2 separate regions of the Homo sapiens genome follow, and region 1 is linked to region 2. The links are chromatin contacts, found by POLR2A ChIA-PET in ENCODE. All regions are on one chromosome and are shown on one strand. Each heading gives the region's core, a stretch centred on a gene start or an enhancer-like site at or near the end of the contact. The rest is flanking DNA. Distances are from core to core; before and after follow the strand shown. Region 1 holds the start of NR1I3 (nuclear receptor subfamily 1 group I member 3). Region 2 overlaps ADAMTS4 (ADAM metallopeptidase with thrombospondin type 1 motif 4).

Region 1 (4,994 bases), core at 648-3,147, 52 kb after region 2:
TGGCAAGATGTAGGATGCCAGCCACAGGGTAGTTAGACTCTAAGATAAAGGAGTAATGTAGCTGGACAGGCTTGGGCACCAGCGAGGGTGTAAAGGCTGACTAATAGGGAGTTTGGTTTGGAGGGCTATTTCCATTGGGGAGGAGACTCTCACCTGAAGAAACCCTTGCAGCCCTCACAAGTCAGCGCATTAAAGTGGTAGCCTGTGGCTTGGTCCCCACATACCACACAGTTCCTCAGCTCATCTTCCCTACTGGCCATGACGTCACGTGTTGGGGTGGCTGTCACAGACTCCTGAATGTAGGAGGGGTCAGCAGTCAGTTTTGGGCCACCCTTGACCCTTTTCTGTCCCTTCTAGAGAGTCTCTTTCCAAACCAAACCAAACATGCCCTTGACTTGATCCCTGGCGTTATCTTTTGTGGTTTTCTTTTTCTTTTTCTTTTTCTTTTTTTTCTGACACAAGTTCTTGCTCTGTCACCTAGGCTAGATCTCTGCTCATTGCAACCTCTGCCTCCTGGGCTCAAGCAATCCTCCACTTCAGCCTCCTGAGTAGCAGGGACTACAGGTCCAGACCACCATGTCCAGCTAATTTTTGTTTATTTATTTATTTATTTTTTTTGTAGAGATGGGGTTTTGCCATGTTGCCCAGGTTGGTTTTTTTGTTTATTTTTTTTTGTTTATTTGTTTGTTCTGTTTTTTGAGATAGAGTCTTACTCTGTTGCCTAGTGTTGCCTAGGCTGGAGTGCATCATAGTTCAATGTAACCTCACACTCCTGGGCTCAAGGGATCCTCCTGCCTCAACCTCCTGAGTAGCTGGAACTATAGGTACACACCACCACACCAGGATATTTTTTTCTTTTCCTTCCTTCCTTCCTCCCTCCCTCTCTTATTCCTTTCTTTCCTTTTTTTTTTTTTCCCTGAAATTGAGTCTTGCTCTGTCACCCAGGCTGGAGGGCAGTGGTGCAATCTTGGCTCGCTACAACCTCCGCCTCCCAGATTCAAGTGATTCTCATGCCTCCGCCTCCTGAGTAGCTGGGATTAAGGTGCCCGCCACCATGCCCAGCTAATTTTTTATTTTTAGTAGAGATGGGGTTTCACCATATTGGCCAGGCTGGTTTCAAATTCCTGACTTAGGCCTGGTGCAGTGTCTCATGCCTGTAATTCCAGCACTTTGGGAGGCCGAGGTGGGCGGATCACCAGGTCATGAGATCGAGACCATCCTGGCCATCATGGTGAAACCCCGTCTCTACTAAAAATACAAAAATTAGCTGGGCATCGTGGCATGTGCCTGTAGTCCCAGCTATTTGGGAGGCTGAGGCAGGAGAATCGCTTCAACCTGGGAGGCAGAGGTTGCAGCGAGCCGAGATTGCGCCACTGCACTCCAGCTTGGGCGACAGAGCGAGACTCCATCTCAAAAAAAACCCAAAAAAACAAAACAAAAAACAAAAAAACAAAAAAACAAATTCCTGACTTCAAGTGATCAATCCTCCCACCTTGGCTTCCCAAAGTGCTGGGATTACAGGCATGAGCTCCCGCGCCTGGCCTCTTTTCTTTCTTTTTTGTAGAGATGGGGTCTGTTATGTAACCCAGGTTGGTCTTGAACTCCTGGGCTCAAGCGATCCCCCCACCTTGGCCTCCCAAAGTGCTGGAATGACACACGTGAGCCACTATGCCTAGCCCCCAGCATTATCTGTATTTTATTACATTTAGTCTTTGGTCCCCAACAGATTTCCTACCTGCTTCTCTTAGGCAGCATGTCACCTGCAGGCCACAGAATCTGGTATGGAATGCCTCTCCCCAAACTCCCACGCTGTTGCTGGTTTTCCTCTGATCTCAGGAGTTGCCAGTGATTGGAGTTAGGGATTATGACCCGTAGTATCTGGAAAACAAGAGATGTCTGTTTTATGTGGCCTCCAGTTGCTCTCAGTGACTGTGGGGTTAGGGCACAGACCCTGGACTCAGGGCAAAGGCCTGGGTGGGAGGTTTTCCCAGCATGACAAAAGTGCTGGTTGGTGGCACACGGGGAGGGACTCCAGTGGGTGGGAACCTTGTGACTCATTGGAAGCTGCTGCTTATTAGACTCATCGAGATTTTCCCTGTTGATGAGTTTAAGGCTACATCTGCAGCCTTCTGTGTACAGAGATCCTGAACAAGCTGGGAAGAGAGAGAGAGAGAGAGAGACAGGCAGACAGACAGAGCAAGCTTTTTCACACGCAGTATGTCAGTACTAAAAGAAGAGGTGTGACAGTTCCACAAGGCTCCCCCAAAAAAAGTTTTTAAGAGACTAGGGGCTGGGCACGGTGGCTCACACCTGTAATCCCAGAACTTTGGGAGGCTGAGGCAGGCAGGTTACTTGAGGTCAGTAGTTCGAGACCAGCTTGGATAACATGGTGAAACCCTGTCTTTACTAAAAATACAAAAATTAGCTGGGCATGATGGCACATACTTGTAATCCCAGCTAATTGGGAGGCTGAGGTGGGAGGACTGCTTGAACTCGGGAGGCGGAGGTTGCAGTGAACTGAGATCATGCCACTGAACTCCAGCCTGGGCACAGAACAAGTGAGACTCCGTCTAAAAAAAAAAAAAAAAGAGAGAGAGAGAGAGACTACGATCTAAGTAAGAGCTTACGGAAAGAGCCCTCTCACTTCCTAACTAGGGAGGGCTGAGAATCAAATCAGAGTGACCACAGGGCACAGTGACATGCCCTGTACATCCCCCTACTCTGGAGACAGGGAGAGAATGGTTTGAGCCCAGGAGTTTGAATCCAACCTGGGCAACATAGCAAGACCCTATCTCTAATAATAATAATAATAAAGTGCTATTTTTAAAAAATATTTTTTTTTTGGCTGGGCGGGGTGGCTCATGCCTGTAATCCCAGCACTTTGGGAGGCCGAGTTGGGCAGATCATGAGATCAAGAGATCTGGCCAACGTGGTGAAACCCTGTCTTTACTAAAAATACAAAAATTAGCCAGGCATGGTGGCGCACGCTAGTATTCCTAGCTACGTGGAAGGCTGAGGCAGGAGAATTACTTGAACCCGGGAGGCAGAGGTTGCAGTGAGCCGAGATCGCAGCACTGCACTCCAGCCTGGGTGACAGAGCGACCACACCCAGCTAATTTTTGTACTTTTAGTAGAGCTGGGGTTTATGTTGACCAGGCTGGTCTCGGACTCCTGACCTCGTGATCCGCCCGCCTCGGCCTCCCAAAGTGCTGGGATTACAGGCGTGCACCTGTAATAATAGCTACTGTGCCCGGCCTATTTTTCTTTGTTTTGCTATTATGTCTTCTGCTTCTTCATTTGCATTAAATTATAATTAATGTTTCTCTAAAGATGAGTTAAAACCCCAAGTGCAGGCTGGAGTCATACACACACACACACACACACACACACACACAGAGAGAGAGACTGAGTTAAAAAGATCCTTGTTTAGGTTACCAGAATGAGTTGGTAGAACCCCTAATCTCAAGTGGTATAGCATCTAACTATGCATAACTTTGTATTTTGAAATAAACTGAGTTCCAGAGAGCACAGATGCTTGGATCTGTTCCTTGGGAGATGGTAAGAATATTTATGTGTATGTATCTGTTGGTGTCTTTGTGACTCTGACAATTCATACTAATTTATTCAATCAACAAATATTGACCAAGAATCCACCTATGTCTTAGATACTAGAGTTAAAAGATGAGTAAGATGCTCTCCTACCCTCATGAATTTTAATCGCTAATGGGGGAGACAGACCTTTACACAGATATAAAGAAATATGGTCAGATCAGTGATGGTGCCATGCACAGAGCATTATGGCACTGAAATAGCGGGGCACCTAATTCTGCTTTGGAAAAGGGGTGTCGAGGAAGAGGCAGGAGAGGCTTTCTGGAGGTGTGGCAACTGAGTTGACTTTTACAGGGTAATGATGAGTTAGCTAGGGGGAATATAAAAGGCAGTTCAGGCAGAGGGTGCAACCTGAGATGGTCAAGAAGCCAGATACAAAAAGGTAGATATGGTAGAACCACAGACGGGCCTCTCTTACTGGAGTATAACATTTCAGGCTGGGAGTGGGAAGAGATAAGGCTGGAGAGGTGGGATATAAGGCTGAGATGTAGGCAGATCACAGGAGACCTCATGTGTCAGGCTAAACACTTTGAGTCCATCAGGAAACTTTGAAAGAGAAAGCTGTGAAATGACATTGTCATGTCTATATTCTAGATCATTTACTCTGCTGGCTGTTGGATTTGAGGGGGTAGGACTGAAGGCAAAGAGACCAGTTAGTAAGCTATTGCCTGCCGGGTGTGGTGGCTCATGCCTGTGATCCCAGCACTTTGGGAGGCCGAGATGGGCAGATCATGAGGTCAGGAGATTGAGACCATCCTGGCTAGCGCGGCGAAACCCCGTCTCTACTAGAAATGCAAAGAATTGGCTGGGCACGGTGGCGGGTGCCTCCCAGCTACTTGGGAGGCTGAGGCCGGAGAATGGCGTGAACCTGGGAGGCAGAGGTTGCAGTGAGCCGAGATTGCACCACTGCATTCCAGCCTGGGCAACAGAGGAAGACTCCGTCCCCCCTACCAAAAAAAAAAAAAAAAAAAAAGAAGAAGAAGAAGAAAGCTATTGCCATAATGTAGGTGAGAGAAGATTAAGCTGGAGCTAAGATAGTGGAAGGATGTAGGGGAGGAGAGGGTTTTGAGAAATACATGGAAAGTGGAATTATTGGAATTTGGTGACTACTAGAGTGCCTGGATTAAGAAAGAGGACGAGGAATTAAAGATGACTCCAGGTTTCTGGCATGGGTGACTGAGTGGATGGTAGTATCGCCAATTGGGAGACAGACTACAGGAGAAGGACAAGGGCCCTCCATACTTGGGTGCCAATCCATTTTCACAGTTGACAATTTACTCCAGCAATAAGTTATCAAGTGTCCACTCATGATTAGGCACCAGAAGGAGAGACAAAAGAGAGTCCCTATTACAGAGACACTTCCAGATTAATTATGAAGACTGAAT
Region 2 (5,155 bases), core at 1,151-3,650:
CAGGTTCAAGCAATTCTTCTGCCTCAGCCTCCCAAGTAGCTGGGATTACAGGTGCCCACCACCGTGCTGGCTAAATTTTGTATTTTTAGTAGCTATGGGGTTTCATCTTCTATCTACTAGGCTGGTCTCGAACTCCTGGTCTGGTCTCGAACCAGAGACCAGATTCTCAAACCAGGCTGATCTTGAACTCTGACCTCATGATCCACCTGCCTTGGCCTCCCAAAGTGCTGGGATTACAGGCATGAGCCACTGCACCCTGCCTTTTTTTGTATTTTTTGTAGAGACCAGGTTTCATCATGTCCCCCAGGCTGGTCTTGAACTTCTGGCCTCAAGTGATCCTCCCACCTTGGCCTCCCAAAGTGCTGGGACTACAGGTATGGGTCACTGTGCCCAGCCTTACTGCTCACTTCTAGAAGGAGAGACAGGCACCTCCTCCAGAAACACTTCTGTGGCCTCATATTCTGTGCTAGGTGCCCCTCCTTGATCATGGCACCTATCACAGAAGTCTGAAATTTTTGTCCTACTTGACTGTCTCAGCCACCAGATTGTGAACTCTGAGGATTAGGACCATGTCTTTCCTTTTATCATCCCTTCAATGTAAGCCAGAACTTTTTGCACAAATTTACAAAATGGCCCTTAGATCTGACCTAGACAGTTCCTTGATATAACTGTTTTCTCACGTGAATGCAGGGGTTAGAAGTCAGGGAGCAGACAAAGGAAGAGATATAAGGAAAGGAGAACTGGCCTTTATTGACCACTTACTAAAAGCCAGACACAGTGCCAAACATTTACATCATCATATTCTTAAGTCTGGACCTCTCTATAAGGCAGGTAATAGTACAAACGTTTTGTAGGTAAGGAAACTGAGGTTTACAGAGATCAAGTAATTAAGGTTGCATCATTACAGGTAAGTAAGTAGCAAGGCTTAGATTCAATTTGACTCCAAAAATCCATGTCCTTTCCACATGCTGTGGAATGTTTACAATGTTTACAACCCATTGGCTTATTTATTGAACAAATAAATGGGATAAACAGTCAATTCTCAATGCACGATTAGGTCAATTAATATCTTTTACTCTTCAGATCCATTTTCAGGTGAAAATTCTTACATTTTCCGCTCCCTACTACTTATTTGCATCTATATTATCAACAGAATGTGTTGGCCAGGCACCCTGGCTCACACCTGTAATCCCAGCACTTTGGGAGGCCGAGGCAGGCAGATCACTTGAGCCCGGGAGTTCAAGACCAGCCTGGGCAACATGGAAAACCCCGTCTCTATACTAAAAATACAAAAAATTAGCTGGGCATGGTGGTGCATACCTGTAATCCCAGCTACTTGGCAGGCTGAGGCAGGAGAATCACTTGAACCTGGGAGGTGGAGGTTGCAGTGAGCCGAGATCACGCCATTGCACTCTAGCCTGGGTGACAGAATGAGAATCTGTCTTAAGAAAAAAAAGAAGAAAAAGAAAGGCAGGGGGGGAGGGGGGAGGGATAGCATTAGGAGATATACCTAATGCTAAATGATGAGTTAATGGGTGCAGCACACCAGCATGGCACATGTATACATATGTAACTAACCTGCACATTGTGCACATGTACCCTAAAACTTAAAGTATAATAATAATAAAATAAATTTTAAAAAAAAGAGAGAATGTGCTAGTGTGTCTCTGTGAAGTTGGATGTGTGTTATGTCAATGTGTCACTGTTGGTGTGGGTGTATGGTGCCTGTTTGTTGTGCCAAGACTGTGAGGGATACTTAATCTACTTCCTCCCCTCCCTTTCCTTCCTAATGCTACTTAAGTACCCTGGGTCTGTCCCCATGTAAGATCCTGCCTGGGGAAGTTGTTCAGTGTTGTTGCTCCCCCGCCTTCCCTGACCCCCCTCTTTCTGAGCATTTTTAGCACTCGTGGTTTCCTCCAGCTGTCATCTGGTTTCTCGTGGTGCCAATGATTTTGGCTTGGCCCCAGCAACAGTCAATGGGGAAGGTACTCAATTGGTTCAGAAACATCCTCTCAGCCAATAAAATGTTAATACATTGAAATCCACTTTCTTCTCCCTTCCTCCCCCACAAGCCCTGACCAATGAGATGCTAGTTTTGTCACTTACTGCCAATCTGGTATTTTAGAAAACAAAATACTGTAATACTGTATGAAGATTACAGAAATGAGACTAGAGATGGAAGAGAAGTGTAAATGCCGATTCCACAGCACACTCCAGGAACCCTGGCTGTCCCACCTCCATTACAAAAATAGTGGCTGGACAAATGTCCAGATTTCCTCTGTTTGAACCACAGAAGCAGAGAATCTCAGGGGCAGAAGGGACTTTAGGAAATTGGCCCAACTTATTGCTTCAACTTCCTCCCCCACCTCAAACACATACTCATGCACAACACTTGCCATCTCATAAAATGGTTGTCCAAACTCTTCTTGAACTTCTCTAGGGACAGGGTTCTAATCCCTTGTCATTCAATGCCTTTTCTTTTTCCATTTCCTCTTTTCATCTCCAGGACCAGATACTTGAATTGTTTCAGTGCCTCCTTACTTCCTGTTATTACTGTTTCTGTTCCTCCTTATATATCTACACCCCAGCTCAGGCCCACGAGGGCAATAAGTAGGCAGATGGGAAACAGAGCTCACTGTGGCTCTTACAGGGAGATATGTGCCCCCCCACAATCCCATCCCTAGCAAGAACTTGTTGGACTCCTATTAGGTAAAGCCTACCTACAATCTGGGTCTTGGAGGTGTGGTAAGGCAGAGACCATTCCAGAAAAGGGTCAGGCCTTGCCTGGGATTGAGGGCTGAGATGCCCATCACTTCTCTTCGATGAGCTAGCTCTCTCTGCCCCTCTTTCACTCTAGCTCCTGCTTACTTACCCAATCACAGAGGTGGCCCCTAAGCTCAGTCTCATTTTCAGAAAAACTTACTTATGCCAGTGAGAACCCTACTTGGTGAGCGAAGGGCTTTCTCTTAAAATAACAGGCAGAAAAGTGATTTAAAAGTGAATCTACACCTGTAGTCCAAGCTACTTAGGAGGCTGAGGTGGGAGGATTACTCGAGCCCAGGAGTTCAAGGCTGTAGTAAGTTATGATGGTGCCACTGCACTCCAACCTGAGCCACAGAGCGAGACTGTCTCAAAAGAAAAGGCCAGGCATGGTGGTTCACACTGGTCATCCCAACACTTTGGGAGATCGAGGTGGGAAGATCCCTTGAGGCCAGGAGTTCAAGACCAGCCTGGGCAATATGATAAGACCTCGTCTCAACCAAAAAAAAAAGTAAATTAGCTGGGTGTGGTAGCTCGTGCCTGTAGTCCTAGGTACTCAGGAGGTTGAGGTGGGAGGGTTGCTTGAGCCTGAGAGTTCAAGGCTGCAGTGAGCCAAGATCACACCACTGTACTCCTGCCTGGTCAACAAAGGGAGACCCTATCTCAAAAAAAAAAGTGTATCTCCATGAACATTAAAGGAAAGTGAGAAGGGCTATCATGATGACCTGTTCTCCAGGGCCCAGCCCAAGGTAGCCCTCCATAACCCTCATAGTCCATTCAGTTCAGGGCTCATTAGGCTCTTATCTTCTAGTCCCTTTTACTGTCCCATTGCTTCTGTTTGCGGGGAAGGTGGAGTGGGAGCAGTATACAACCTCCCCTGCCCAGAATGCAGTGTGAACCCCTTTAGGACAGTCGTATATATTGTTTGTATTTGTACCTTACATCTACTTATCACAGAACTCTGCTCATTGTACCATCAACTCATAGTATCAAGGTCCATAAACATACTATCTGTGGTCTCATTTTGCAAACTAGATGAAACGAGTAAAGATCACTATTGTCTTGTCTCCATCTTCTTCAGCCTGGTTAGTAGGAGGACCACAGGAAGGGCCAGGGGGCCAAGCCTAGCAGGGAGAACCGTGTTTACTGGAGAGAAGAGAGTGTGGGCAGTCTTTTCTCATTGCTGCAGAGGAAGCAGGCGCTGTGCTGGCTGGTGTAGAGTACAGGGTGCTGTATAAGGCACTGCCTGGTACAGAACTTGATTAGCAAAGCCCAGATCCAGTAAGCATAGCACATATAACCACTACAACCTCCATGGCCTGCCTCAACCCCATAGTCCCAGCTTCACATTCCAAGCAGTATTTGGCATCCCAGCTAGGGGCTGCTATGGCAGAGTGAAGTGCCTTTGGTTCCCCCATTCTTCACTCTTCCACCTCAACCTCAGGGTCTTCTTTACCTATAGTTTCTCCCACAACCCCACATCCAGTACCTTCCCCAATCCCTAGCAGTCCTGCGTCTGCCTCTCAAAACTCCAAATTCTTGCAGGGTCTACCTACCACCCTTGCCCATCCCTGTTCCATCCATGACACATAGAGGACTGCCCAAGTTCTTTTTTTTTTTTTTTTTTTTTTTGAGATGGAGTCTCACTCTATCGCCCAGACTGGAGTGCAATGGCGCAATTTCGGCTCACTGCAACCTCCACCTCCCAGGTTCAAGCGATCCTCCTGCCTCAGCCTCATGAGTAGCTGGGACTATAGGCGCTTGCCACCACACCTGGCTAATTTTTTGTATTTTTTTTTTAGTAGAGATGGGGTTTCACCATGTTGGCCTGGCTGGTTTTGAACCTCAGCCTCCCAAAGTGCTGAGATTACAGGTGTGAGCCACCATGCCTGGCCCTTTTTTTTTTTTTTTTTTTTTTTTTGAGTTGGTGTTTTGGTCTCTCACCCAGGCTGGAGTATAGTGGCATGATTGTAGCTCACCATAGCCTCGAAATCGTGGGCTCAAGCAGTCCTCCTATTTTAGCCTCCCAAGTAGCTGGGACTACAGGTGCCACCACGCCCGGCTAATTTTTCAATCTTTTTTTTTTTTGGTAGAGATGGAATCTTTCTATGTTGCCCAGGTTGGTCCCAACCTCCTGGCCTCAAGCAATCCTCCTGCCAAAGTACTGGGATTACAGGTGTGAACCATCTCATCCAGCCCAAAATTCTTTCTCAAGCAAAGGCGCCTTGCCCAGAGGGGAAAATGCAGATGTTTTATTCCCTCCCTCTCCTCAGGCATCAGGTATTCTGCCATTTTGAGGCACCTGGCTCCCTTACCTCAGATCCTTTTCCAGGTTATTCTTTTTGCCTTCTTGCCTATTTCCTGCCAAACCATATCCTGTTTTTGTTTTTGTTTT

The links. ChIA-PET counts read pairs that join two places held with the same protein, here RNA polymerase II (POLR2A).
Region 1: POLR2A ChIA-PET joins it to region 2 with 19 read pairs in activated naive CD4-positive, alpha-beta T cell. The contact joins the promoter of NR1I3 here to the enhancer-like site in region 2. POLR2A ChIA-PET finds 5 or more read pairs at or near these places in 4 of 52 experiments (GM10248, WTC11, activated B cell and 1 more).

Annotation. Positions count from the first base shown.
Region 1 is chr1:161,236,306-161,241,299 of GRCh38, forward strand. NR1I3 (nuclear receptor subfamily 1 group I member 3) reads right to left here and starts at 1,898. Exons shown (of 9, transcript NM_005122.5): 1 at 1,736-1,898; 2 at 154-293. The coding sequence starts at 260.
Region 2 is chr1:161,183,576-161,188,730 of GRCh38, forward strand. ADAMTS4 (ADAM metallopeptidase with thrombospondin type 1 motif 4) reads right to left here. Exons shown (of 9, transcript NM_005099.6): 9 at 727-5,155. Among named protein-coding and RNA genes, the nearest start is that of B4GALT3, 8.6 kb to the left of the region's middle. RefSeq lists enhancers at 1,174-1,373, 2,144-2,193. Within about 2 kb of position 2,401, at least 19 of the 41 ENCODE cell types and tissues checked have a DNase peak (open chromatin) inside an H3K27ac peak, as active enhancers do.